Linked DNA regions of Mus musculus: region 2 is linked to region 1. A link is a loop called in an ENCODE intact Hi-C map of the cell type or tissue named here. Cell type or tissue: left cerebral cortex. All regions are shown on one strand. Links, peaks and the distances in the headings refer to the core of each region. The heading gives the core; the rest is flanking DNA.

Region 1 (15,851 bases), core at 4,128-12,127:
CATTTTTTATTGTTGTTAGCTTATATTATTTTCAGTTACTTATAAATATAAGTACATGTTTATATATACATACATATAAATGCTTTCCTTCCATTTAAAGATGTGTTGTGTGAATCTCAAGTTTATTTTTTATCTACAATCTGGTAGAAATCTGTTTACTGATTAACTTTCTTAATAATATGACTTTTTCTTTAGTACCATATATACATCAAATAATATATGAACATATCTGCCCCTACTCCTACTCAAATCTCTAACATGTCCCATGATAACTTCTTGCCTTATTAATTAACTGTCCACAGGTGCATGGTTGTAGGCCATGCACTGGAACCAGAAAATCCAACAATAGCCACACACTCAATAAAGAAATGAATCTCACTTTTTCAGCAGCTGTCACCTAATAATGGTTTCTAAAATGAACTAAACTTTAAAAAAATTAATCTTGTCTAGAAGTCTAGAAGGCAGAATTTCACAAAGCCTTTCTTCTTCTCTGGTGCTACCTTTTTTATTTTCTCTTCCCTGCTATTCCCTGAGACTTGCTGGTGGTATGGAAAGGAAGAAGTTGATATAGATGTCTCCTTTAGGGCTCAGCACATAAACACTTCTCCAAAGCAGTTTGACCAATTCTGACACACTGCATGGACTCTGCCTCACCGAATAAAGAAGCTCCTCTGATGGAGGTTGAGAGCATCACAGGTCTAGGCTATAGGTGTAAATGTTAACCACTGCTCACTAAGCAGAGCGATTATACCAAATTCGAAAGTGGGGCATTTGAACTTCCCAATATTGGATTTCTGATTTAGATTACAACACCAAGCATGCTTGCCTCCCATGGTAAAGGTCTCATTTCCAATAAGAATACATTTATTGATCCTATAACATGTCTTGTCTTGCAGGTCACCATTGTAGCATAAAAGGTCCAGTGCAGGATAAGACTACTCATACCTTTTCTCCCCTAAAACCTGTAGATAACCTACTAACCCCTTGAAAGCCTGCCTAGGGGAAGGTATTTCCATATTGGTTTGAAATTGAATTCTTGGGTCCTGATGTCAAAATGAGGAGTATCTTCAGAAACAAGGCCTTATCAAATAGTTATGAAACCCAAGGGCAGGAGCAATAGCCTGTGCTGTTTGGGAGAACTCTGTCATCTACCTGACCAGGCAGTAATTTCTCTGTAGGTCTCCTTTGCCTTGTACTTTGGTTTCGATTTAAAAACTAATATCTTCTGTAATTGTAACGCTTTTCTAAATTTTAATTCTCATATTAGTTACATTTTTATGGAAAATGTAACTTTTATACTTACATTTTATATTTTGATCTGTTTCCCTTCATACTGAATATGCCTTATTGCTCTCTACCTTACTACAGACTCAACATCATGTTATTTCTATCTCTGAAAAAAAAAAAAACCAACAACAAAAGGAAAATAAAATCAAGCAAGTAAAAACACAAATCAAAATCACAATAAGACAAAATTTACCCCTACAAAACAAACAAGCATACACGCAAAAATTACACACACACTGACACACACACACACACACACACACACACACACACACACACAAGTCTCTAAACCTCCAAAGGAATATGGAGTCTGTTTTGTCTTTGTCAACTATAAGCTACCTAAGTAGTGGTTTTCCTTAAAGCCTATATACACAATTAGTTTAAGTTTACACATCCTTTATTCTTTCCCATTACCTCTTTTCCAGTTCAAAATCTTCCTTTGTCTTTGAACACTCAGAATCCAAAACATATATTTTTCATCTTATCTGATTATTTCTTTTTTTCACCATTCCTAAATTCGATGAATATGAATATTCTATTTTTCTTCATCTTAAATCCAAAATTCCAAAATGTTTTATTTTGCTAAAGACTCATCCTTTGGCAGTTCCATGTGGTTTCAGTGGATTTCACACTCTTTCTCTCATGTGACAAAGTCTCATTAACCCAGGATAGCCTCAAACTACCTCTGTATTGAAGGTTAGCCTTGAACTGTGATCCATCTACCGTCATCTCCTCACAACTGGGATGATGGATTGTGTCCCACAATGCCTGGCTGGATTTATTATTGAGGATCTTCGTTTTGAATACATTCCTTAGTCAGTTCTACTTTTTGGGAAAAACTAGCAACAGTGCTTCCCTGACCATCTGAGATCCTCCTCCTAACACCTCAACTTGAGGAGAAATCCCATTTCTGTTGATTTATATAAGATAATCTTAATTATCAATTATTAAATAATTACCTTTTTACTTCATTTTGCTATGTAGCCCATGTGTCCCAGAATGCACAGTGCTCCTGTTTTTGTGGTAATTTGTCTGTGTTATAATTTACTTTTTTATATAGCTGACTTTTTTTTTAACAGAAAGATAGTTATGGTCCCTAAAATATCATCCTGCAGAAATTAGAGTTCTGTTGCAGACAGGGAATTCAGTAGATTACTATGTGTCTGTGAAGACCTGTTAGCTATGGGGTGCTTAGGAATAAAGGGAAACAATGCAAAAATATTAGTTACAAGCACTCATCTGTGACTATATTTCAAATATGCCCTTTTCCTTAAAACACAAACCTATAAAACCTTGTTTTGTATGCCAAACACATCTGCTTTACTATCGTCCTAGCATTCTTATTGACAAAATATAAATGGGAAAGCAAGATTGGTAAAATAATTCTTTGAAAATATTGAAAATCAGATTTAACCACTGATTAAACACTTGTGAGTGTGAAATGTGATGTAGAGTTTTGGTGTGATAAGAGACCATTTCTTTATAATGAACTTAGAAGAAAATATTTTCATGATGAACTTAGGCTAAACTTAGGCTATATATTCTGTATACTTTGGCCAATAGAATTTTTAAAATCATGATTTTTTTCAGTGAATGTTCAAAATTTACTAGTTGCCCACTCTTGTCTTTGCTCTTCAGTGACATGAAAATAAGGAAAATGAACTTTAAGTCTAGAGGATGTGTATTTTTATCTAAAGCAAGAATAGAAGATACTGACTGTAATATTCCCTACTACTGTATTTGTGGGAAGAAACTGGATAAATTCCCTGATTAACTTTCCAACCAGAGTTAAAGGTAAAAATGGAATGTGTTGATCCTTATTCGTTTCTTGTAATAATTCATGACTCCAACAAACAAGTATTTTGATTACAGAACATAGTCTGCTGTGAAGAGAAACAAAGCTGCAAGAACATTGGGACTGTCTTCTCGTACCTATCTTGACAGAACAGAGGTCATTTTCTATCCTGTTGGAGAGAGGACACATCTACTCAGGTGAATGGGCACGCTTTGCCCTAAAGCCTTCAGAATTGTGTTCTTTCTGATTACTTAAACTCCCATAAAACTGAATAAAGAAGTCCCCCCCCTAAAATAACAGCATGAATTTCCATTAATGTTATGACAAATTGTTTTTGTTTGTTTGTTCATTTGCTTGCTTGTTTGTCTGAAACAGGGTTGCTATGTGTAATCCTGACTGTACTAGAAATCAGTTTGAAGACCAGGCTGGCCTCAAACTCTAAAATCTGCCTGCCTCTGCCTCCCAAGTGCTGGGATCGAAGGCATGTGCCACCACTGCCAGGCAAGACAAACTGTCTTAATTGAAAGTACAATTAAGAGAAGAAATGTCTTTGATTTATCATGTTAGCTGATTACAATTTTGTTTTGATTTTTGTTTCGTTTGTAATTTTTTTCTCAATCTTATAAATGTTTCCTTTGTCCATAAAATATAATATCAAAGTTGGTGAAGAGTTGCAAGTGTAGGTCAAAGATAAGTGGATTATTTTTACCCAAGTCGTATGTTGTCCTATCTTCCCAATTTAATTCATATATAATTTTAGGTCTTAAAAAAAAAGGTGGTAATACTTGAAATTTGCTAAATGTAGTAGATTACACTGTGATTCTGGCAATTAATAGGCCAAGACACAATTGTTGAAAAAAGAATATAGCAAGAGCCTAGGTCATAGAACCAAAACAAACAAATAAAATTGAGGCACACATGTTCCTCATTTTATTCGAGGGACAATAATTTATATTATACAACTGTATCCAAATGATCAAACTCAGGACAGTTAGTATTGATGCAGTAACTTGTTTTAATCTGGGAGCCGTGTACCTCTCCAGTGACTGGATACTGCCACTCTGGGAGTGTCCTTCATGTTCAGGTTCAGGTGCACTCAGTAATGGTGTCATTTTAAGGTCTTTTTGTCCTGAAATTTTTTTTTGTTTTCTGGGGTGTTGGTTTTTGTTTGTTTGGGATGTTTTTGTTTGTTTGTTTGTTTGTTTTTTCTGAGTCAGCTTTTCTTTGTGCTACCCTAGCTGCTCTGGAGCTCGTTCTGTAGGACTGAGAGGAACTCAGATTCCTTTGCTTCTGCCTCCTGAGTGATGAGTTAAAGGCGTGCTTGTTGGGTTTTCTAAACCTTAATATTTTGTAAATGAACTTTAGGAGTGAGACAATGAAGTAAAAAAAAAAAATAGACCCCCCTTGCACAGGGGCCATGCTAATCTTTTCTGTATCTTTCCAATTTTATATATGTGCTTCAGAAATTGTTAAAACAACTTTGGAAAACAATCTGGAAGTTCCTCGGCTATTTGGAAATAGTTCTACCTGAAGACCCAGCTACATCACTACTGGGCATATACTCAAAACATACTCCAACATATAACAAGTACTCATGCTGCAACATGTTTATAGCAGACTTTTTATAATAGACAGAAACTGGAAACAACCCAGATGTCCCTCAACAGAGAAATGGATACAGAAAGTGTGGTACATTTATACAATGGAATACTATAAAGCTATCATTGAGTTCATGAAAAGCACAGACAAATAGATGGAAGTAAAAAAATACCATCCTGAATGAGGTAACCCATGCAAAAGAGAACACATATGGTCCCTACTCACTGGTAATTGTATATTAGCCCTAAGTCTCAGAATACCCATAATACAACCCACAAACTATATGGGTGAAGAAGATGGAAAACCAAAGTATGCATACTTCAATTCTACATAGATAGGGGAACAAAAAAATCACAGAAGATATAGGGAGGGAGGGAGAAAAGGAGTAAGGGAAGGAGGGAGGGAGGGAGGGAGGGAAGGAGGGAGGGAGGTAGGGAGGGAGAGAGGGAGGGAGAGATGGGCAACCTGGGAGGGAGATAGGAGGTGGTGGGAAAAAAGGGGGGCAGGATCAGGTAATGAATGAGATAGGAAAGAAGTATATACGGTCAGAAAATCAAATAAAAATACATAGTATTTACTAAAATATGCTCCAATACATCACAAGGCTTCCCAAATATTTTTATGGAGACTTTACTTTTACTAGCAAAACATGTGAAACAAGTTAGATGTCCCTCACCTAAAGAATGGATAAAGAAAATGTCCTGAATCTAAACAATAGAAAACAATATAGCCATTCAAAACAATAACATCAGGAAATTTGCAGGAAAATGAATGGAACTATAAAATATAAACTCACGTGAGGTAATCCTGACCAATAATGACACAAACTTATTACTCATTTGTAAGTGGACATTAGCCATAAAGTATAGGATAACCATGCTATAGTCCACAGATTCAAAGAATCTAAGTCACAAGGACGACTCAAGTCAAGAAGCTTATATCTCACTCAGATGGAGAAAGAAAATATGCATGATAGATGGATAAATGGAGTTAACTAGGTAAGAGATTGGGTGAAGATAGGAATGGGGATGGGGATCCAGTGTGGTGGGTGTGAGGGTGTAGGAAAAGGCTGAGACAGAGAAAGGAATCCAATGGGAGGGCATCTCTTGGAATAGCCTGAGACCTGGGGTCAGGGAAGCTCCTAGTGTTTATGTGGTTCATCCTTGTTGAACCTCCTGGCATCTGGAGATATGGAAACTGAAGTGGAGACCTCCTGTAGCGAAGTGGGAATTCCATTGGAGGGAAATGGACACAATAGCTTGAGTCAAATTTTGTCCAGCCTACAAGATTCACTCGAATTAAGATGGAGTAGAAATGGAAGGAATGGACAACAAATGACTGCTCCAACTTGATACCCATTTCTTGGGAAAGACTCAAACTATAACAAGATTAATGATACTCTCCTGTGCTAACAGACTGAGACCTAGCACAGCTGTCTCCTGAATGAACAGAAGAAGTCTTCAGCCATTCATTCATCTGATGGAAACATATGTAGAGTCCCCACTGTCAAATATTGGGCAAGGCTCAGGGGATCTTGTGGAGCAGTGGGGGATAGGGTTTAGAGAACCTGAGCGTTCAAGGGCACCACAGGAAGTCCTACAGAGGCAACTGACCTGAACATATGAGTAAACACAGAAACTGGACCACCAACCAAAGTGTATGCAAGGGCTGAATCTAGGATCCCTACACATTTTTAACAGATGTACAGCTTGGTTTTCATATGGGTACCCTAAGAATCAGAGAAGAGGCTTGTGGGACTATGTTAGGCAATCTATTTTTGTTGAATGGTGCTTGCTCGAGTGAACCAATAGAGGAATCTACAAGTGACTGAAAGGTGATCCATGTTCCCAGAATCAAGTGCCTGTCCATGATTCTATGACTATCAGTCATGCAATGTCCCAAGCTTCTATCATTCTGGCTAGACTCCACCCCCATAATTACCTGAATATAGCCAGATATACTTCTCCCCACAGTTAGCTGGCAACAGTAAGATAGCGCAACCCACTCTAAGAGGGGCTGCTTGGCAACTCCTCGCTCTCTTTAGCTCTCTCCTTTGTTACACTCTAGCCCTTCTTCTCTCTTTCCCTTCCCTCTTCTCTCCACATGGCCATGGCCATGGCCATGGCTAGTCTCTCTCTTTCCACTTTCTCTCCTTTCTCCCTGCCTTTCTACAATAAATCTCTAAAACCATAGACAGTCTCTGCTCATCAAGGCCAGCCAACCTTGAAGGATGGGATAGGCTTTCCCCTAATGAGCAGCATCTAACCTCCTGCTAGGAAGCCACCCTGTGATCCAGCCACATAAACTCTCACCTGTGTGGAAACTATCCAGTGCCCCCTCTCCCCCTGTCCTCCCCTCCCTTCATCCTTGGGGCCGATAGCCACTCAAAGCCACTATCCTGTTCTCAGTTCCTCTGCTGTATCTAGGGGTGGGATGTCAGAGCCTGAGAACCTGGTACCTAGGGCTGCCCCTTTTCCACCACCCACCTAGATGGGATCAGTGACTTAACACATCCAGACACCCACACAGGGCTATGTGTATAGTGTGCAGTTCTCAGCCCACCCAAGCACCTGAACTCTGGCAGGACACAGGTTCTCTCCCACTCCCCTCTTTCCCCCATAACCACGGCCCTGCAAGGCTATTGTTGCTCTTTTGCAATCCTTCCTCAATCTGGACTGCCTTGTCTGGCTTTAGTGGTAGAGGATATGTGTGCTGTAATTAGAGGTGCCAGGTTCAGTTTCTTTTATGAATTAATATGTTTTTATATTAATTGTTATTTTTATTTTATTCTCTATTTTCTTTTCAAACTTTATTCTCTTTCCAGTTTCCCTTTAGCAAAGCCCTTATCCTATCCCCCATTTCCCCTGCTTGTACACCCTATGAGGGTGCTCCCCCACCCATATGCCCACTTCTGCCTCACCACCGGAGCATTCTCCTATGCTAGGGCACCACAGGATACAGGGTTTCTCCACCCATAGATGCCAGATAAGGCCATCCTCTGCTACGTATGTAGGTGGAGCCAACGGTCCCTGCATGTGTACTTTTTGGTTTGAGAACTCTGGGGGTTATGGTTGGTGATATTGTTGTTCTTCCTATGGGGATGTAAATCCCTTCAGTTCCTTCAGTCCTGCCCCTAACTACTCCTTTTACCTCCCCATGATGAGTAGTCTGTGGGTTTGCTGCAAGCATCAGCATCTGTATTGTTCAGGCCCAGGCAGAATTTCTCAGGAAACAGCTATAGCAGGACGCTGTCAGCAAGCTGTTCTTGGCATCAGCAACAGTATCTGGGTTTGATGACTGCATATGGTATGGATCCACATCTAGAAGGAGCAGTTTCTGAATGGAATTTCCTTCAGTCTCTGATCCATTCTTTGTCCCTGTATTTTCATTAGACAGAACCAATTCTGGGTTAAAATTTTATTGATGAATGGCTGGCCTTATCCCTCAACTAGGAGCCACATCTAACCACTGGATATGTTCTCTAAAGTTTCTCTCTCCCCTTTGTTGGGTATTTCAGCTAATATTCTTTTTCAGTCCTGGGAGCCTCTTGCTTTTCTGGGATCTGGGACTTTCTGGTGGCTCCCCCCCTCAGGTGCCAATCTCCCACTGCTACACACCTCTGTTCAATTTCCTGATCTGTTGTACATCTCCTCAGTCTCATCCCTCACCTGATCCTGTCACCCTTTTTCCCTCCTCCCTCATTCCCAAGACCCTCCTTCCTATGAGTATATTGTTCTTACCCACGGAAGGTTTCCCCTTCTCTGAGGAAATGGCAAAGGGTTAATGGGGTAGGGACATGTGAGACTGGGAATTGTAGGAGAAGAGAGAGTGGTGAATATATTAATAAATGATTTTAAAAAGAAGGAAATGAAAAATAGCTAAACCTTCACCAACATTCTGATTCCTTATTTCTTTAACATTCAGTAGTAACATGTGAAATGAAATAATACATTTCTTCCTAAGTTTGTTTGGTTTAGTGTCCAGACTGTGACAGAGACCTGGGATAAGGGAGACACCCAAGTCTCAATGAGGTCATCTGTAAATATGACTAACTATATTGGGTTATAGACCTTGAAGAGGTGTATGAATACTATTTGTTTTCAAACTAGTAACTCTAAGACAACATATATAAAGATTTATTAGTTCTGCACGTGCTACTCAGTTAACAATTGTATATTGTGCTTCTTAACAATTTACAGTGCTATTTTTATCCCTTTAATCTCCTTTTTTTGTCTAATTGCTCTGGATAGGAATTCAAGTACTACATTAAATAGGTATGGAAAGAGTGAGGAGCCTTGTCTAGATCCTGATTTTAGTGGGATTGCTTCATGTTTCATTCCATTTAGTTTGATGTTGGCAACTGGTTTGGTGTATATTGTTTTTACTAAGTTTAGGTATGGGCCTTGAAATCCTAATCTTTTAATAACTTTTGTCATGAAGTGGTGTTGAAAATACTAGAAGAGATTTTGAGTAAAAGCCTCCAATACAGGTTCATAGGGGGAAATTTCCTGAACAGGACACCAATGGTGTATGCTCTAAGAATTGTCAAATAGGATCTCATCAAATTGCAAAGCTTCTGTAAGGCAAAGGACACTGTCAGTAAGACAAAAGGCAATCAACCTATTGGGAAAACATCTTTACCAATCCTAAATCCTATAGAGGGTTAATATCCAATATATACAAAGAACTCAAGAAGTTAGATTCAGAAAACTGAATAACCCTATTAAAATTGGGGTGCAGAGCTAAACAAAGAATTCTCACTGAGGAATACCAAATGGCTGAGAAGCACCTTTAAAAAAAGGTTAAACATCCTTAATCATCAGGGAACTGCAAATCAAAACAACACTGAGATTCCACCTAACAACTGTAAAAATGGCTAAAATCAAAACCTCAGGTAACAGCAGAGACTGTCAAGGATGTGGAGAAAGAGGACCACACTTCCATTACTGGTGGGATTGCAAGCTGGTACAACCACTCTGGAAATCAGTTTCGCAGTCCTCAGAAAATTGAATAGAGTACTACCCATTCCACAAATACCATGGCTGAGCATATACACAGAAGATGCTCCAACTTGTAATAAGGACACAGGCCCCCTATATTCATAGAAGCTTCCTTTATAATAGTCAGAAACTTGAAAGGACCCAGATGACCCTAAACAGAGAAATGGATACTGAAAATGTGGTACACTTATACAATGAAATACTACTCAACTATTAAAAGCAATGATTTCATGATATTCTTGGACATTTGGATGGATCTGAAGTATATCATCCTGAGCGAGGTAACACAATCACAAAAGAGCCTACATGATATGCTCACACTAATAAGTGCATATTAGCCCAATAGCTAGGAATACCCAAAATAAAGTTCCCAAAACACATGAAATTGGAAGATGAAGGAACACAAAAGTTAGCACACAATCAAAAGTAAAAGAATGATATGATAGCTCCATATGGCAGATCACCCTGAAATTTTGGAACTCAAAAGTTAGAATGAATAAGATCGAGTGTTTAGGGCAGTTTCAGTTAAACATTAATTCTGGGCCGTCCTGAAATATATGAAACCACATATTATAAAAAAGAAGAAATAAAAAAGAAAAAGAAATAAACTTAAAAGAGGGCTAAAGAAGGATGAGACAAGCCCACTCACTCCACAAAGAATTCAGTGGAGCTGGATTAGAGTCTGCTCTGAAGAGGCAAAAGTCTTACAGATTGTTACCTATCTTACTTCTCCAAGAGTAATTTGTATCCCTAGGTATTCAGGAGCCCAGGTATCCACAGGAAACCATATATGATCCCCTTTTATCATTCTTACTACGTTCCTGAATCATCTTTCTCATTTTCTTGTTCTCAGTGCTTGATTCTATCAAGGACTATGTATGTAGGCAGATTAGGCAAAGTGTTAAAACAGCTATGAGTACAAATGCCCAGGGTGAATACCAACAGAGGAAATCTCAAATTAGAACTGTTTTATGTTTTCTTAAGACCTGTGAATTTATGATATTCTATGGTAGCAAAAGTTCTACCAGAAAAGACATCATCAAGAGGTGAGATGCTGGGCAGTATAAACCAGTCCTCCCCTTGAAGCAAGATATCAGGCCATCCTTTGCTGTGGTCTGGTTACTACTCCAGGTATCCCTCACATCAGCCTGGGACAGGAAGAGCAGCTTGCAGCTGTGCAATGATAGCACTGAGGTCTGAGGGTCTGATTGGAAGGTTTGAATGTGGAATTGTGATTGTGTCTATCTCAACATATAGGAATGGGCAATTGTGTTTTCACAAATAAAGGCCTTTACAGAAAAGGAACATGTGTGTGTGTGTGCGCGTGCTTATGAATGTTTTTATTTTTGTGTGTTTTTTGTTAGTTTTTTTACAATAAATTTAAAGATAAATCTCCAGAAAACAAATATTTCTTCTAGTTTTTCACTTCAAAGATTTATTACCTGGTCATGTGAGATGTGAGTTTATTACATCATGGTTTATGCTGCACATTGGTTCAAGAAACAAAACTGGACTGTCAATCCAGTCCATTCCATTGGTAGTCACTATACAATGCTAACTGTGCTTCCTAACAGTTTACATTCTTCTGTACATTTAGAGCTCAAGTGTACAAAGCTTAGAGAAAGCTGCGGCTCTTTGGCTTTCCAGTTATAGGCATGATCCTATCTGTCCAAACAACCAAAAAAAAAAAAAAAAAAAAAAAAAAAAAGGAAACACCCACTTTGTGTTCAGTCTCTCTCTTTTTTTTTCCATTTTTTATTAGGTATTTAGCTCATTTACATTTCCAATGCTATACCAAAAGTCCCCCATACCCACCCACCCCCACTCCCCTACCCACCCACTCCCCCTTTTTGGCCCTGGCGTTCCCCTGTACTGGGGCATATAAAGTTTGCGTGTTCAATGGGCCTCTCTTTCCATTGATGGCCGACTAGGCCATCTTTTGATACATATGCAGCTAGAGTCAAGAGCTCCGGGGTACTGGTTAGTTCATAATGTTGATCCACCTATAGGGTTGCAGATCCCTTTAGCTCCTTGGGTACTTTCTCTAGCTCCTCCATTGGGAGCTCTGTGATCCATCCATTAGCTGACTGTGAGCATCCACTTCTGTGTTTGCTAGGCCCCGGCATAGTCTCACAAGAGACAGCTACATCTGGGTCCTTTCGATAAAATCTTGCTAGTGTATGCAATGGTGTCAGGGTTTGGATGCTGATTATGGGGTGGATCCCTGGATATGGCAGTCTCTACATGGTCCATCCTTTCATCTCAGCTCCAAACTTTGTCTCTGTAACTCTTTCCAAGGGTGTTTTGTTCCCACTTCTAAGGAGGGGCATAGTGTCCACACTTCAGTCTTCATTTTTCTTGAGTTTCATGTGTTTAGGAAATTGTATCTTATATCATGGGTATCCTAGGTTTTGGGCTAATATCCACTTATCAGTGAGTACATATTGTGTGAGTTCCTTTGTGAATGTATTACCTCACTCAGGATGATGCCCTCCAGGTCCATCCATTTAGCTAGGAATTTCATAAATTCATTCTTTTTAATAGCTGAATAATACTCCATTGTGTAGATGTACCACATTTTCTGTATCCATTCCTCTGTTGAGGGGCATCTGGGTTCTTTCCAGCTTCTGGCTATTATAAATGAGGCTGCTATGATCTTAGTGGAGCATTGTCCTTCTTACCAGTTGGGGCATCTTCTGGATATATTCCCAGGAGAGGTATTGCTGGATCCTCCGGTAGTACTATGTCCAATTTTTTGAGGAACCGCCAGACTGATTTCCAGAGTGGTTGCACAAGCCTGCAATCCCACCAACAATAGAGGAGTGTTCCTCTTTCTCCACATCCTCGCCAGCATCTGCTGTCACCTGAATTTTTGATCTTAGCCATTCTGACTGGTGTAAGGTGGAATTTCAGGGTTGTTTTGATTTGCATTTCCCTGATGATTAAGGATGTTGAACATTTTTTCAGGTGCTTCTCTGCCATTCGGTATTCCTCATTGAGAAGTTTTTTAAAGATATTTTCTTTATTTACATTTGAAATGCTAACATGACCTCCCCCCGCCCTGCTCCTCTATCAACCCACTTAAACTTCTTGGGCCTTTATATATGGCAAATAAAGTTTGCAAGACCAAGGGGTCTCTCTTCCCAATGATGGCCGACTAGGCCATCTTCTCCTACATACACAGCTAGAGACATGAGCTCTAGGGTTACTGGTTAGTTCATATTTTTGTTCCACCTATAGGGTTGCAGACCCGTTCAAGTCCTTATGTACTTTCTCTAGCTCCTCCATTGGGTGCCCTGTGTTCCATCCTATAGATGACTATGAATATCCACGTCTGTATTTGCCAGGCACTGGCATAGCCTCACGTGAGACAGCTATATCAGAGTACTGTCAGCAAAATCTTCCTGGCATATGCAATAGTGTCTGGGTTTGGTGGCTGATTATGGGATTGATCCCTGGGTAGGGTAGTCTCTGAATAGTCCATCCTTTCACCTTAGCTCCAAACTTTGTCTCTATAACTCCTTCCATGAGTATTCTGTTCCCTATTCTAAGGAGGAATGAAGTATCCACACGTTGGTCTTCCTGCTTCTTGATTTTCTTGTGTTTGGCAAATTGTATCTTGGGTTTTCTAAGTTTCTGGGCTAATATCCACAAATCAGTGTTTGCATGTCTAATGACTTCTTTTGTGATTGGGTTACCTCACTAAGGGTGATATCCTACAGATACCTTCATTTCCTAAGAATTTCATAAATCATTGTTTTAATAGCTGAGTAGTACTCCATTGTGTAAATGTACCACATTTGTAGATCAATGGAATAGAATTGAAGACCCAGAAATGAATCCACACACCTATGGTCACTTGATCTTTTACAAGGGAGCTAAAACCATCCAGTGGAAAAACGACAGCATTTTCAAAAAATGGTGCTGGCACAACTGGCTGTTATCATAAAGAAGATCCATTTTTATCTCCTTTTGCAAAGCTCATGTCTAAGTGGATCAATATCCCGAGCTTTTGTCCCCACCAGCAAGAACACACTCAGGACAACCGGAATCTTCTGCAGCAAAGCTTTTATTGCTTACTTATTAGGAGAGGAGACACCGAACTGGGAAAATGGCACTGCTTATATAGCCCGCAGCATGACGTTTCAGCACCTGGTGTGTTGTGACAGCTCCTGATTCGTTGCTCGCCCATCACCCCATTACTATGCTGCGAGAAGGGCAGTGACTAGTTGTGAGTTCACTCTTGCACTTGCGCATAAGGCTTGTTTACTAGTTAGGCGCAGTGGAAGCCTGCGCCATCTTATAATGGTGATTGCTCACTGCACGGCTCTCAACAGATCAAAGAGCCCCTCATGAAACCAGAGACACTGAAATTTATAGAGAAAAAAGTGGGGAAAAGCCTCCAAGATATGGGAACTGGGGAAAATTTCCTAAACACAATAGAAATGGATTGTGCTGTAAGATCAAGAATAAACAAATGGGAACTTATGAAATTGCAAAGCTTCTATAAGGCAAAAGACACTGTCAAAAAGACAAAAAGTCCACCAACAGATGGGGGAAGGATTTTAACCAATCCTAAATCTGGTAGGGGACTAATATCCAATATATATAAAGAGCTCAAGAAGCTGGACTACAGAAATTCAAATAACCACATTAATAAATGGGGTACATAGCTAAACAAATAATTCTCAAGTGAGGAATATCAAAGGGATGAGAAGCACCTGAAAATTTTTTCTACATCGTTAATCATCAGGGAAATGCAAATCAAAACAACCCTGAGATTCTACCTCACACCAGTCAGAATGGCTAAGATAAAAAATTCAGGTGACAGCAGATGCTAGTCAGCATGTGGAGAAAGAAGAACACTCCTCCATTGCTGGTGGGATTGCAAGCTTGTACAACCACTCTGGAAATCAATATGGCAGTTCCTGAGAAAATTGGACATAGTACTACCAGAGGATCCAGCAATACCTATCCTGGGCATATACCCAGAAAATGTTCCAACTGGTAATAAGGACACATGCTCCACTATTTTCATAGCAGCCTGATGTATAATAGCCAGAAGCTGGAAAGATCCCTGATGTCCTTCATCTACATTTAAAATGCTATCCCCAAAGCCCCCTATGCCCTCCCCCCACCCTGCTACCCATCCACCCACTCCTGCTCCCTTCCTGGCCCTGGCATATTCGTACAGGGGCATATGATCTTCGCAATACCAAAGGCCTCTCCTCCCGTTGATGGCCGACTAGGCCATCCACTGCTACATATGCAACTAGAGACATACTTGCTCACAGACTTTCATGGTGTTAGAGAAGGCAAACAATATGCAGAAATCACAAAGAAGTGTTCCCTGAGTATGAGGTTAGCCTCTGTGGTAAAGATGACACCCTCCTAGCAGAGATATGGATGCAAGAATATCTCAGTACCATTAATATTTCCATGTGCAAGGTGACATGAACCTCTCAGAGGAGGGAGGAATGTGGGTTTTCTAGAGCAGCAATAGCTCAAGGCTGTAGATGTGTCAGTTTCTCACTTTTGCTCATGTGCCCTCCCTATTCTATCCTTCCAAACACCTGCAATCTTAGAAAATCTAGCCTGTGTCTTAGAGAAGCTTCTGGAAGCTAAAATGCTCAAAAAAAGTCAACATAAAAAACAACCTTCTCTTGAAATCTACCCGGTTCTTCCAGTATTCTAGATTACAGTTACTCTAAACCTAAGAAGGAGGTGAACCAATCTTTATGACCACATGAAAACATAAGCTTAAAGTATCAGTCTTTTGATCATATCAATATGATAGGCAAAGACTGGAGTGCCCCCCCCAGTAATGTTTGATATTGAATGCAACTTACTATTCATTTGCCAGGTTATGATTAAAAACATTATTTGAAGCTTCAAATGGTGATTCATACATTTAATCCCAGAAACTGGGAGAAAGAATCATTCAATCTCTGTGATTTTTGAGGCCAACCTGTTTTATGTGGTAAACTCCAACCCAGATAGGGCTAAATAGTGAGGCCCTGTCTTGCACACAAGAAAACAAAATGCTATTTGTGTATCTTATTAAACCTTCACAGCAACCCTATAAAGAAACAGCACTTCTGATGTACTGTGGTGGAAGAATCTGTGAATGATGGGACTTACATGAAGTCACAAGTGCCTGGTTTGGTGTT
Region 2 (15,851 bases), core at 2,962-10,961, 76 kb before region 1:
TATGAATCACTCAAGGACATATTTTTTAAAAGAACATACTCTACGTATTCCCAAGATGAGTGAGCAGGAGGTCACTTTCCCAACTATGAGATTCCACAAGTCTTCAGGGTTGAACAGCCAGGTGAGACTTGAGGGGACTCAGAGATCTAGAAAAGCTGGCCTAAGAGGTAAGTGTTTTAAGTGTCTAAAATCACTTTTTAAAAGATGTATTTTAAATATTTAGTAGTTTGAAAATATCCTACTGGCTTTTATTGAAAAGTAAAATGTTCCATTTCATCTGGGCTTAATTATACACAAGGGTGAGAGAAGAAAATAGTATTAGTTGGAGGGTTATTATGTACAAAATTGTACAAAATTAAGTTTAAAAATAAAGCAATCAAGTTTTAAAATTAAAAAATCAAACAGAAAGAAATATATAACCCTTCTACCTTTTAGATGTTTGCTAATAAGGGAATAAATCAGATGGGCTGATTAGAACAATGGTAATCAGTAAGAAAACATTTCTTGGGAAACAAGAAGTAAAAAACTATTAGGAGGGTTTTTTTTCCTTTAGTCTAGTCAAGAAGAATTCTGAAAACTTCAAAACTAACATTAAAAAAAAAGAGTTTTTTTTATGTAAAGAAATGTTCTAGAGCAACAAACTCCTAAAGAAATGTAGCTTATGCATTAGAAAAAAATACTTTTCCCTGGCAGTGGTGGAGCATGCCTTTCATCCCTTTAATTGGGAGGCAGAGACAGGTGAATATCTGGGATTGACGCCAGCCTGATCTACAGGGTGAGTTTCAGGACAGCCAGGCAAAACAGAGAAAACCTTTCTCAAACTCCCCCAAAAGAAAAAATATTTTCATACATGAAGAAAGTGTTTTAATTGTCATAAACATCTAAACTTTAATACTGGCAGACAAACTAGGGTCTGGAGAAAAAAACCAATTTTATAGGGAAGCAAAATCCTAAGGAAATGAAGCCTATGCATTAGAAACAATATTTTCACTCTTGAAGAACATGTTTTAATTGTCATAAACATCCAAATATATAATGCCACTTTGCAAAAAACAATTGTCCATCAGAAAAGGACATTTTCTCTAGAGAAAAAGTTGCAGATGCAGAGAGAGGGGACGAGAGGATTCGTCCATGTAGGAATAAGTAAACCCCATGGGGACTTCCTGAAAAAAAAATCAAAGAATAATTTTGTTTATTACTGAAATTGAGAAAATCTCAATTTCTATTCTTTTTATTTACTCTATACACATTGGTACAGCTGTACTCCAATCTGCAATTTTTATCTTTTTTTTTTTATTAATGGTAGTCACAGGCATGTGTTTCATATTCCCAACACCTTAGATACACCCAAATATTTAGTATTATATGGAGCAATTTTGAACTTACAGGAAAAAAGTGATTCTTGAATTACAGGCACTTTCAAGGATGGTGATGCATACAGATCATGTCTAGAACAACTGTGGTTTCCTACCATTTCTCAAAAAGATCCATCCCTCTTTCCTTCCTCCCCATCCTCAGTTATCTCTCTTGGTAGGCTGCATGCCTCAGCTTGATACCTTGTACTTGGATAGTACCTATGCCTTGAATGCCATCTGTAGATTGCACTTTTTTTCTCTATAGAATTGGGTGAGTGCACATGCCTGTCATCTAGCTCCTTCTAATCTGAGTCAGGAGGATTCACTGTGTAAGGCTCAGGCCTTGTTCAAAATTTTGTGAACACCTGTAAAATTTCTAAAATCCTTACATTTTAGGTAGAAATCTACAATCTTGAGGGTACATTTTCAGTCAGTTCATATAATAGACTTGTGCAAAGATTTCCTTGTTTCCATGCTACACAAATTGTAATTAGTATTGAGATCTACTCTATTAATAGAGATTTTTATTGTTTTGTTTTGCTGATTTAAGTGTGTTCAGTCCCTTGGCAGCTCATTGTGATAGCTCTTGGAATCCTCTGTTCCTTTCGGCTGGTAATTGTTGCAGGGTTTGTGGCAAAGAGTAAGTAACTGAGATGCACCTTCTTTGAGCTTCCACCTAGAGAATAGCTTTAGACATGAACTATGCCGTAATACATGCTGTACATTGTTCTGTCTATAATCAGGAGGGGATGCGTCAGAATCTCTGGAGTTATGATATTTTTTCCTGAATAACTGCAGTGTACTCTTCTTTTCATACTTAATCTGTTAACTCTGGGACTGTTGACAGTTCGCCCTTTCAGTCTCATTTTTGATCATGTTCCTTCTGAGGACTTGATGATCATTTAATTTCTCAGCTCAGATGATTAAGCATCTAAAATAAACATTTTTTGAGAAACATCTGTGCAAAGAATCAATGGCCTTGTTTTTATATTTCTTCAAAGTATATTTTATGCATACGTAAAAAGATTTAATCTGACAGAGACAATAAGGTAAGTTTAATTGGATTTCTCTATATTAACAAAGTCAATCAGTTTCAGGCTATGCCAAAACATAACTATGTATGTGAATATATTACAAACCATATGCTCAAAGAAGAATTGTGCCATTTTTTACGTGAGTTTTTGTTTGTTTGTTTGTTTTGTTTGTTTGTGTTTTTTTGTTTTGTTTTGTTTTTTGTCTTTTTGATTTTTTTTTTCTTTTTAGTTCACATTTTCATAGTTTGCTAAATATTCACTGATTATTTTACTTAGGTAATTATCTGCAAATTTGTGCTGTAAAATTGAAGTGAATGGAAGTTAGTTCCACCATAATTTTATTCAGCTCTGTTAATTTATTTTACAGTAAATTTAACTTAGAGAAAATTGAAGTATCTCTTTCTATAATGAGTTAATTGAAGTAATAATTTATAAATGTTAAATACCAAGGAAATAATGATATGTGTTGGCTCTCCACGTGAAGCCTATCCTCTAACATTAAATATTGATATGCATTTCTCTTAAGCATTTTTATTTTATATCTGTGATTAATTTCGTTTTTCAGTATAGTCAACACAAACAAGAAATCCATGAAACTCTCAACCACCACCATAACTGCAGCAACATGCAAAGGGATTTCAACTTAAAGGAAGAAATGTCGACAAATAAGTCTATAGATTGTAGGCCAAGCAATGAACTTCTGGAATACATCAACAGAGAACAGGAGAGATGGGACAGTGAAACCAAGAGTGTTTCAGATTCTTCACGAGACACAGGTATGTAGCAGAGGAATACCATGAGTACAGAATTGCATTATTATCTATTATTTCTTCTCTGGAAGATTTGAAGTACATCCAGCAGCTTCAGATGCTTGTGATCTGTGGGTTAATCATTTGGGGGTTCCTTACTTCATGTAGAGATATGGAAACTCAGAAATCCATATTTGGTTTAGGAGAACCTTATAGTTTCTAGAAGGAAAGTTCTGTTTGGCACTCCTACTGCCCCCTGGGGAGGGAATTACAAATTGGTACCTTTGATAATTTTGATTGTTTATATCTAGCATAAAATCTAAGTCTACAACTTTGTTGCTGACAGAATATGGAAGGTTTTAGTAAGAGTATATTTATGAATTTTTATGCTAAAATGGACTTAGAGCATTTACATGGATGAAGTTATTAGAAGATATTTTTTGTGTGTGTGCATGTGTGTTTCCCATCTGACAGGTTTTGAGAGATCTGTACCATTTGTAAAAGGGACCCTCCCTGGGGCAGACAAGGGAATTTAACCATGGTGTTTAAAGGTTGCAAGTCTGCCACTGACACAGTGAATGAGACTGGAAAAATGAAAACATCAAGAGTCACAAAGAACCTTTCTTGCCCATGCGAGTGACTGGTCATTTTTCTGACACAGTTTATCAATTATCATTAACTACTTTTTCATGATTTGTAACAAAGTGCTCTTGTATATAATCTCACCACTCTGTGACAGTAGGATGGGATGGTTCTCATTATGTGAGGATTAATATATTTAAAACTGTTACATAATAAAATCTGTGATAGGAAAAAAAAAAGCTCCAAAACAATCCTTGAAGTATTCTAGACCCATCGAAAAACTTTTGTGGCATTACTTTAAAATAACTTAACTACCTGTATAGGATAGCATAGTGATGTAATCGCTATGACTGTGAGGTTGAAGGAGGAGGATTATAACTTTCAGTAATAAAAGGTCATCCCAGAAGTTTCAAGGCCAACCTGAGCTACACATTGATACCTCTTCACAGAAAAGTGAAGGTTGGAAATAAACTTACCTAATAAAGCATGGCCATTTCCAGCAACTCTCTAAACAAAACATTCATATTGAGAGGATCTTGCAAAACAAACTGCACACATTTTAATGTATTCAACTTTGAACATTTGGGCATGTGGGCACAACACTGGTGGAATCAACATAATGAGGAGAACAGACTTTCAACACCAAAACCATTCTCATTTATCTCTTATTTCTCTTAAGATAAAAGAATTTAACACAGACTTTGACACAATGCTAAGCATATACAAGTGTGTGGTTGAGTGTTCCATATCTAGAATTCTGTCAGGAGTTTAACTGCCTCTGAGTAGCAAGTTCTCATTGTCTGGCTCTGCCCCCTGGTATCTCCCATGCCTCTGCTTCACAGAACTTGTTTTACGGTTTTTTGTTTTTTGTTTTTTAAACAAACAAACAAACAAAAAAACAGATCTCCATGGAATCATATTATGTGGCCCTATGCCCAGTGTGTTTCACTTTGCAAGCCATCCTCAAGTTCAGTGATGTTTGTCACATAGGTCAGCATCTTGCTTTTGGATTTGTTGTGAGACATGATGTCATTCTGTAGCCCAGGATGACTGGGAACTCACAATGTAGAGAAGACTGACATGAAAGTCATTGTTTAGGCAAAGAAGGCCTCAAACTGTTAGTGATCTTCCTGTCTTTCTCTGAGGAGTTCTCATGTCATAGGCATAAATCATCCTGTCAAGCTGATTCATTTTCCTTTAAAGGATAAGCAATATTTTTGTGTGTATGTGCTTCATTTTCTCTAACGATTCATCCATGATTGACACAGGAAATATTTCTAGATCTCTAGTGGTATGAACAATGTTGTCTAGATCATGCCTGAGTGTGCAGGGGTGTTTGGGCATTATAGAATTCTACTTTCTGAGACCTATGAGATTTTACCTCTTTTTTTTTAAACACAGATTTAATAAATACATTCCGCTGATAAAACAATACCAGAAAATAATAAGTTTAGCCATTTACCTTCTCTGTTGTAGGCAGAGGTGTTAAATACAGGTTCTGCTATGGTACTAAATGGTATTATTTCATCATGAACAAAACTACATGGAGTGGATGTAAAGCGAACTGCCAGCATTACAGCTTACCCTTTGTGAAGATAGAAGATGAAGATGAACTGGTATTGTGGAGGCTCACTTTCCTCTTATTTTCTTAGATTCTGTTTCTAACCCTGAGTAATGAGGTACTGGATCCATTTTTTTTTCATTTGTATATGATTTTCCTGTAATGTGAAGAAAACTGTGGGACACAAGTCTATTAAGTGGAGACTCATTACTACAAAGACACTTTTGTCTTTCAGTATCCTTCATTTCTCAGTAGTGTCCAAGAGAATCCTTCAGAAAGATATCTTTCCCAGATGAAGTTTAATATTTTGGTTTAGCATATCCAGTTACTGACAGTCATTTATCTCCATATAGTGCCAAGTAAACCCCTATTTTTAGGATTTGCTATTTAGAACCTGAAAGTGAGACTGCCTGAGATGAGTAATCAATCAGATGACAACAGGGAAAGCATTTGTGCTCGGGTCCTGTCTGCAAAATGAGATAATATGAAAACTGTAGAATTAAATGGTTGAGTAGTTAACTCCATAGAAATTTCCACTGAAACTGTTCACAATACATACTGCATATTATTCTTATGTCCTGTAAAATAGATATCCATCTTTAGAAATGTCTATTTAAAAGAAAATAAAGTTTCCAAGATTCTATCATCCCCTCTTTAAATTATTGCTTATGAAATCTTTTCAAATTTGAAGACTACATTTTTCTAGAAAAATAATTGCAGAATCACCTTGAAAATTTTGTTGTGTATAACATGGTATGATATTCATACATCAATTTAATAATGTTTATTTAAAATTATAAATGGATATTGATGTCAAAAATAGTGTAATTTTCCTTTTGATACAATAAACATAACCAATTTTTGAAATTTAATATTATTAATATTATTATTAGCAGCAGCAGCCTTAGTAGTAGTAGTAGTAGTAGTAGTAGTAGTAGTGGTAGAATAGTAGTTTATTTATTCATTTTAAATCCTGATCCATAATCCATCCCTAACTACCCTTCTCCTCTGATTGGATGGGGTCCCCTAGGTATCCCCATGACAAAGGACAATATATTTCCATGAGGTTAGGTGCATATGCTCCCACTGAAGCTAGACAAGGCAGGCCAGTTACAAGAACTTAACCCATGTACAGGTAACAGCCTTTGGGATAGTGCCTACTCCACTTGTTCAGAACTTACACTGAAGGCCAAGCTGCACACATGCAGGTAGGATGAGTTTCAACCCAATGTATGTTTTTTGTTTGTGGATCCATCACTGAGAACCACAAGGGTCTTTGTTAGTTGATTCTCTTCGTCTTACTATGGAGATCCTACTCCCTTCAGAGCCTACAATCCTTCCACTTGTTCTCCCCGAAGAGTCCTCAAGCTCCATTCACTGTTTGGCTATGGGTGTTTATGTATGATTCAGATTGTGAACAAAGCTTCACAGAAGACAGCAATGCTATAATCCTGTTTGCAAGCATAACTGTGTATCATTAGTTAGGTCAGGGATTGATGATTCTCCATGGGATGTGACTCAAGTTAAGCTGGTTATTGGTTGTTTATTCCCTTAGACTTTACACCATCCCAAATCCCTGTATTTATTGTAGAAGTGGTAAGTTTAGGAACAAAGTTTTGTGGGTATGTTGTTTCCCTGTCACTCCTCAGGAATTCTTCATTTGCCACAGGATGCTGCCTACCCAGGTTATATAGAGATACAGCTAAGGACACCCCCATTGACTCTTGTGTACTTTCCCTATCACTGATATCCATCTCTTCTGGGAGATGTCCCCATCCACCCCCTATCAGTTTCAGATTTCAATTCATTCTCATTCCTTTCAGGCCATCCTCTCTACCTGACGCACAGCAGTTTCTGAACCCTAATTGATCCCTTGATCTAATTTTTCACTCAGTTCCCTCCCTCCATCTACCTTCTATGATTATTACATTCCTGATTCCCATTGAGACTCAAGCATTCTTACTTGTGGCATTCTTTTATCCAGCCACTGGGTTCTGTGGAGGGTATCATGTACATTTGCATTTTATGTATAGTATCAACTGATAAGTGAAGACATACTATGAATGTCATTTTAGGATTTGACATTTAGGATGATATTCTTAAGTTCCATCAATTTGCCTTCAAAATTCATGATGATTTTTTTCATAGCTAAAGAGTACTCAATTGCATAGATGTAGCACATTTTCTTTATCCATTTTTCAGTGAAGGGACATCTAAGATGTTTCCAATTCCTGGGTATTATGAATAAAACTGCTATGAACATATCTGACAATGAGTCTTTTTGGGATGGTAGAGAATCTTTGAGTATATGCCCTGGAGTAGTAGTACTGTTTCTTGAGATAGAAGTATTGCCAGTGTTCTGAGAAACCACCAAATTGATTTCTACAAGTGTTCCCCCCATCATCACTGTAGTAGTGTTCCCCTTTCTTCATATCCTTGTCAGCATGTGCTATCATTAACTTTTTTAACTTAGCCATTCTTATTGGGGTAAGACATGATCTCAGTTTTGTATTGACTAGCATTTCCCTAGTGGCTAAGAACTTTGAATGTTTGTTAATGTACTTCTTGGGCATTCAATATTTCTCTGTTGAGAATTCTCTGCTTAGCTCACACATATTAGATGCAATAGAAGGAATCTATGCATCAGTCAAAAATGATAAATCTAAAAAATTCCAGCCTTAAGTAGGAATATTGTGAGTTCAAGAGCAACCTTGTTTAAATTCTGAGACTCAATAATAAACAAAGTCCCAAATCAAATCATGAACCGAGGACACTTGAAGTTTTTATTTTAAATAGTTTATTGAACTGACCTCAATTTGATATAAATAGGAAGTCAATTTAGAAAATGAATATGATGAGACTGAGTGGTGGGAGGATAAGAGAGCAGAGAGTGAAATGTGGGTGGTGGGAACTCTTCCTACTTGATCTCTCATCCAACATACAGAAATTTCATGACAAGCTACATTGTTTCCTATACAGAAATTCCTTCAATGCCATGTTATTCCAGAGAGTTACTGGATTGGATTGTCATATGATAAGAAAAAAAAAGGAATGGGTGTGGATTGACAATGGCCAATCTAAACTGTGAGTTTCTGATCCCTTCAGACTCTAACCCTCCCTTGGGGATTGAGAGGGTTGTCTGCAAAGGCTTTTCTTTACTTCTCATGGTTTTCGTCATTTTCTATGGAGCTCAGAAGTAAGGACAAGTTGTATAAGGGAGTTCCTGATCAAGTGTTACAAAAGGAAGATATATAGTTGAGGAGTTGACCAAAAGTGCCTTAGTATTGCATACATCTAAGGATGGTGTGTTCTAACATGGGAAGGGCACTAGACCATCAACAACTTAAGATGGTGTAATGTGAGGGAATGGTCATGACAGATACAATGAGTCTGAGTATAACAGATATTCATTTAACATTTTTTATTGTTGTTAGCTTATATCATTTTCAGTTATTAATAAATATAAGTACATGTTCATATATACATACATATGAATGCTTTCCTTCCATTTAAAGGTGTGTTGTGTGAATCTCAAGTTTATTTTTTATCTACACTCTGGTAGAAATCTGTTTACTGATTAACTTTCTTAATAATATGACTTTTTCTTTAGTACCATATATACATCAAATAATATATGAACATATCTGCCCCTACTCCTACTCAAATCTCTAACATGTCCCATGATAACTTCTTGCCTTACTAATTAACTGTCCACAGGTGCATGGTTGTAGGCCATGCACTGGAACCAGAAAATCCAACAATAGCCACACACTCAATAAAGAAGTGAATCTCACTTTTTCAGCAGCTGTCACCTAATAATGGTTTCTAAAATGAACTAAACTTTACAAAATCTCATCTTGTCTGGAAGTCTAGAAGGCAGAATTTCACAAAGCCTTCCTTCTTCTCTGGTGCTACCTTTTTTATTTTCTCTTCCCTGCTATTCCCTGATACTTGCTGGTGGTATGGAAAGGAAGAAGTTGATATAGATGTCTCCTTTAAGGCTCAGCACATAAACACTTCTCCATAGCAGTTTGGCCAATTCTGACACACTTCATGGACTCTGCCTCACCGAATAAAGAAGCTTCTCTGATGGAGATTGAGAGCATCACCGGTCTAGTCTATAGGTGTAAATATTAACCACTGCTCACTTAGCAGAGAGATTATAGCAAGTTTGAACGTGGGGCATTTGACCTTCACAATATTGGATTTCTGATTTAGATTACAATACCAAGCATGCTTGCCTCCCATGATAAAGGCCTCATTTCCAATAAGAATACATTTATTGATCCTATAACATGTCTTGTCTAGCAGGTCACCATTGTAGCATACAAGGTCCAGTGCAGGATAGGACTACTCATACCTTTTCTCCCCTAAAAGCTTTATATAACCTACTAACTCCTTGAAAGCCTGCCTAGGGGAGGCATCTTCAGAAACAAGGCCTTATCACATAGTTAAGAAACCCAAGTGCAGGAGCAATAGCCTGTGCTGTTTGGGAGAACTCTGTCATCTACCTGACCAGACAGTAATTTCTCTGTAGGTATCCTTTGCCTTGTATTTTGGTTTCTCTTTAAAAACGAATATCTTCTGTAATTGTAACGCTTTTCTAAATTTTAATTCTCATATTAGTTACATTTTTATAGAAAATGTAACTTTTATAGTTACATTTTATATTTTGATCTGTTCCCCTTCATACTGAATATGCCTTATTGCTCCCTACCTTACTACAGACTCAACATCATGTTATTTCTATATCTGCCAAAAAAAAAAAACCCAACAACAAAAGGAAAATAAAATCAAGCAGGTAAAAACACAAATCAAAATCACAATAAGACAAAATTTACCCCTCCAAAACAAACAAGCATACACGCAAAAAATTACACACACACACAATCACACACACACACACACACACACACACAAGACTCTAAACCACCAAAGAAATATGGAGTCTGTTCTGTCTTGCTCAACTATAAGCTTACTAAGTAGTGGTTTTCCTTAAAGCCTATATACACAATTAGTTTAAGTTTACACATCCTTTATTCTTTCTGATTACCTATTTTCTAGTTCACAATCTTCCTTTGTCTTTGAACACTCAGAATCCAAAACATATATTTTTCATTTTATCTGATTATTTCTTTTTTTCACCATTCCTAAATTTGATGAATATGAATATTCTATTTTTCTTCATCCTAAATCCAAAATTCCAAAATGTTTTATTTTGCGAAAGACTCATTCTTTGGCAGTTCCATGTGGTTTCAGTGGATTTCACACTCTTTCTCTCATGTGACAGAGTCTCATTAACCCAGGATAGCCTCAAACTACCTCTGTATTGAAGGTTAACCTTGAACTGTGATCCATCTACCGTCATCTCCTCACAACTGGGATGATGGATTGTGTCCCACAATGCCTGGCCGGATTTATTATTGAGGATCTTTGTTTTGAGTACATTCCTTAGTTCTGCTTTTTGGGAAAAACTAGCAACAGTGCTTCCCTGACCATCTGAGATTTGTCCAATTCCTCCTAACACCTCAACTTGAGGAGAAATCTCATTTCTGTTGATTTATACAAGATAATCTTAATTATCAATTATTAAATAATTACCTTTTTACTTCATTTTTCTATGTAACCCATGTGTCCCAGAGTGCACAGTGCTCCTGGTTTTGTGGTAATTTGTCTGTGTTATAATTTACTTTTTTTATTTAGCTGACTTTTTTTTAACAGAAATATAGTTATGGTCCCTAAAATATCATCCTGCAGAAATTAGAGTTCTGTTGCAGACAGGGAATTCAGTAGATTACTATGTGTCTGTGAAGACCCGTTAGCTATGGGGTGCTTAAGAATAAAGGGAAACAATGCAAAAATATTAGTTACAAGCACTCATCTGTGACTATATTTAAAATATAGCCTTTCTCCTTAAAACACAAACCTATAAAACCTTGTTTTGTATGCCAAACACATCTGCTTTACTATTGTCCTAGCATTCTTATTGACAAAATATAAATGGGAAAGCAAGATTGATAAAATAATTCTTTGAAAATATTGAAAATCAGATTTAACCACTGATTAAACACTTGTGAGTGTGAAATGTGATGTAGAGTTTTGGTGTGATAAAAGACCATTTCTTTATAATGAACTTAGAAGAAAATAATTTCATGATGAACTTAGGCTAAACTTAGGCTATATATTCTGTATACTTTGGCCAATAGAATTTTTAAAATCATGATTTTTTTCAGTGAATGTTCAAAATTTACTCGTTGCCCACTCTTGTCTTTGCTCTTCAGTGACATGAAAATAAGGAAAATGAACTTTAAGTCTATAGGATGTTTATTTTTATCTAAAGCAAGAATAGAAGATACTAACTGTAATACTCCCTACTACTGTATTTGTGGGAAGAAACTGGATAATTTCCCTGATTAACTTTCCAACCAGAGTTAAAGGTAAAAATGGAATGTGTTGATCCTTATTCGTTTCTTGTAATAATTCATGAGTCCAACAAACAAGTATTTTGATTACAGAACATAGTCTGCTCTGAAGAGAAACAAAGCTGCAAGAACATTGGTACTGTCCTCTTCTACTTATCTTTACAAAACAGAGGTCATTTTGTATCCTGTTGGAGAGAGGACACATCTACTCAGTGAATGGGCATGCTTTGCACTAAAGCCTTCAGAATTGTGTTCTTTCTGATTTCTTAAACTCCCATAAAACCGAATAAAGGGCCCCCCCTAAAATAAGAGCCTGAATTTCCATTAATGTTATGACAAATTGTTTTTGTTTGTTTGTTCTTTTGCTTGTTTGTTTGTCTGAGACAGGGTTGCTATGTGTAGCCCTGACTGTCCTAGAAATCTCTTTGAAGACCAGGCTGGCCTCAAACTCTTAAATCTGCCTGTCTCTGCCTCCCAAGTGCTGGGATCGAAGGCATGTGCCACCACTGCCAGGCAAGACAAACTGTCTTGGTTGGGCCTGGAGGGCATCATCCTGAGTGAGGTAACCCAATCACAAAAGAACTCAAATGAAATGTACTCACTGATAAGTGGATATTAACCCAGAAACTTAGTATAGCGAGATATAAGGTACAATATGTAAAACATATGAAACTGAAGAAGAACGAAGACCAAAGTGTGGACACTTTGCTCATTCTTAGAATTGGAAACAATCACCCATGGAAGGAGTTACAGAGACAAAGTTTGGAGCTGAGAGAAAAGGATGGTCCATCTAGAGACTGCCATATCCAGGGATCCATCACATAATTAGCCTCCAAGCGATGACACCATTGCATACACTAGCAAGCCTTTGTTGCAAGGACGGTGATATAGCTCTCCCTTGTGAGACTAGGCCGGGGCCTAGCAAACACAGCTCACAGTCAACTATTGGATGGATCACAGGGCCCCCAATGGTGGAGCTAGAGAAAGTATCCAAGGAGCTAAAGAGATCTGCAACCCTATTGGAGGAACAACATTATGAACTAACCAGTACCCCAGAGCTCTTGATTCTAGCTGCATATATATCAAAAGATGACCTAGTCGGCCATCAATGGAAAGAGAGGCCCAATGGTCAGGCAAACGTTATATGCCCCAGTACAGGGGAATGCCAGGGCCAAAAAATGGGAATGGGTGGGTAGGGGAGTGGGGGGAGGGACTTTTGGGATAGCATTGGAAATGTAATTGAAGAAAATATGTAATAAAAAAAAGAGAAAAAGAATAAAAGTACAATTAAGAGAAGAAATGTCTTTGATTTCTCATGTTAGCTGATTACAATTTGGTTTTGATTTTTGTTTCATGTGTAAACTTTTCTCAATGCTATAAATGTTTCCTCTGTCCATAAAATATAATATCAAATTTGGTGAACAGTTGCAAGTGTAGGTCAAAGATAAGTGGATTATTTTTACCCAAGTCGTATGTTGTCCTATCTTCCCAATTTAATTCATATACAATTTTAGGTCTTATAAAAAAAGGTGGTAATACTTGAAATTTGCTAAATGTAGTCGTTTACACTGTGATTCTGGCAATTAATAGGCCAAGACACAATTGTTGAAAAAAGAATATAGCAAGAGCCTAGGTCATAGAACCAAAACAAACAAACAAAATTGAGGCACACATGTTCCTCATTTTATTCGAGGGACAATAATTTATATTATACAAGTGTATCCAAATGATCAAACTCAGGACAGTTAGTATTGATGCAGTAACTTGTTTTAATCTCCAAGCCATGTACCTCACCACTGACTGGATACTGTCATGCTAGGAGTTTCCTCCATGTTCAGGTTCAGGTGCACTCAGTGATGGTGTCATTTTAAGGTCTTTTTGTCCTGAAATTTTTTTTTATGTTTTCTGGGGTGGTGGTTTTTGTTTGTTTGGGATGTGTTTGTTTGTTTTTTTCTGAATCAGCTTTTCTTTGTGCTACCCTAGCAGCTCTTGGGCTCGTTCTGTAGGACTGAGAGGGACTCAGATTCCTTTGCTTCTGCCTCCTGAGTGATGAGATGAAAGGCCTGCTTGTTGCTTTTTCTAAACCTTAATATTTTGTAAATGAACTTTAGAAGTGAGACAATGAAGTACAAAAAAAATAGACCCCCCTTGCACAGGGGCCATGCTAATCTTTTCTGTATCATTCCAATTTTATATATGTGCTGCAGAAATTGTTAAAACAACTTTGGAAAACAATCTGGAAGTTCCTCATGTAATTGGAAATAGTTCTACCTGAAGACCCAGCTATACCACTACTGGGCATATACCCAAAACATACTCCAACATATAACAAGTACTCATGCTGCTCTAAGTTTATAGCAGACTTTTCATCATAGACAGAAAATGGAAACAACCCAGATGTCCCTCAACAGAGAAATGGATACAGAAAGTGTGGTACATTTGTAGAATGGAATACTATAAAGCTATCACTGAGTCCATGAAAAGCACAGACAAATAGATGGAAGTAGAAAATACCATCCTGAATGAGGTAACCCAGGCAAAAGAGAACACATATGGTCCCTACTCACTGATAATTGTGTATTAGCCCTAAGTCTCAGAATACCCATAATACAACCCACAAACCATATGGAGCTGAAGAAGATGTAAGACCAAAGCATGCATACTTCAATGCTACATAGATGGGGGAACAAAAAAATCACAGATGATAGAGGGAGGGAGGGAGGGAGGGAGGGAGAGATGGGAAACGTGGGAGGGAGACAGGCGGTGGTGGGAAAAAAGGGGGCAGGATAAGGTAATGAATGAGATAAGAAAGAAGTATATATAGTCAGAAAATCAAATAAAATTACGTAGCATTTATTAAAATATGCTCCGATATATCACAAGACTTCCCAAATATTTTTATGGAGCCTTTACTTGTACTAGCAAAACATGTGAAACAAGTTAGATGTCCCTCACCTAAAGAATGGATAAAGAAATTGTAAATCTAAACAATAGAAAACAATATAGCCATTCAAAACAATAACATCAGGAAATTTGCAGGATGATGAATGGAACCATAAAATATAAACTCATGTGAGGTAATCCTGACTAAAAATGACACAAACATATTACTCATTTGTAAGTGGACATTAGCCATAAAGTATAGGATAACCATGCTATAGTCCACAGATTCAAAGAATCTAAGTCACAAGGAGGACTGAAGTCAAGAAGCTTATATCTCACTCAGAAGGAGAAAGAAACTATGTATGATAGATGGATAAATGGAGTGAACTAGGTAAGAGAGTGGGTGAAGAGAGGAATGGGGATGGGATTCCAGTGTGGTGGGTGTGAGGGTGCAGGAAAAGGTTGAGACAGAGAAAGGAATCCAATGGGAGGGCATCTCTTGGAATAGCCTGAGACCTGTGGTCAGGGAAGCTCCCAGTGTTTATGAGGTCCATCCTTGTTGAAACTCCTGGCAGCTGGAGATGTGGAGACTGAAGTGAAGACCTCCTGTAGCCAAGTGCGACTTCCATTGGAGGGAAATGGACACAATAGCTTGAGTAAAATTTTGTCCAGCCTACAAGATTCACTTGAATTAAGATGGAGCAGAAATGGAAGGAATGGACAACAAATGACTGCTCCAACTTGATACCCATTTCTTACCCATTGGGAAAGACTCAAACTATAACAAGATTAATGATACTCTCCTGTGCGAGCAGACTGAGACCTAGCACAGCTGTCTCCTGAATGAAGGGAAGAAGTCTTCATCCATTCATTCTTCTGATGGAAACAGATGTAGAGTCCCCACTGTCAAATATTAGGCAACACTCAGGAAATCTTGTGGAACAGAGGTTGATAGAAATTAGAGAAACTGCAAGGCCAAGGACACCACAGGAAGTCCTACAGAGGCAACTGACATGGACATATGGGTAAACATAGAAACTGGACCACCAACCAAAGTGTATGCAAGGGCTGAATCTATGATCCCTACACATTTTTAAACAGATATACAGCTTGGTTTTCATATGGGTACCCTAAGGATCAGAGAACAGACTGGTGGGACTGTGTTAGGCAGACTATTTTTGTTGAGTGGCGCTTGCTCCAGTGAACCAATAGAGAAATCTACAAAGGAAGGAAAGGAGAGCCATGTTCCCAGAATCAAGTACCTG

The links. Hi-C counts contacts between places; a loop is a spot of excess contacts. Peaks named below come from ENCODE experiments on the same cell type or tissue, not always from the same donor. Only the 100,000 strongest peaks of a DNase experiment are listed, where the experiment ranks them.
Region 2: a loop joins it to region 1, with 4 times the contacts of the local background. A loop is called at or near these places in 2 of 42 quality-filtered maps.

Annotation. Positions count from the first base shown.
Region 1 is chr6:130,070,127-130,085,977 of GRCm38, reverse strand. It overlaps the pseudogene Gm24676 and the pseudogene Klra11-ps. Among named protein-coding and RNA genes, the nearest start is that of Klra4, 11 kb to the right of the region's middle. In left cerebral cortex, for the core only: no CTCF peak of the experiment used is centred there; no DNase peak of the experiment used is centred there.
Region 2 is chr6:130,144,953-130,160,803 of GRCm38, reverse strand. It overlaps Gm24712 (a small nuclear RNA gene), which reads right to left and starts at 13,924; the gene lies at 13,821-13,924. It also overlaps the pseudogene Klra14-ps. In left cerebral cortex, for the core only: no CTCF peak of the experiment used is centred there; a DNase peak (open chromatin) is centred at 6,347.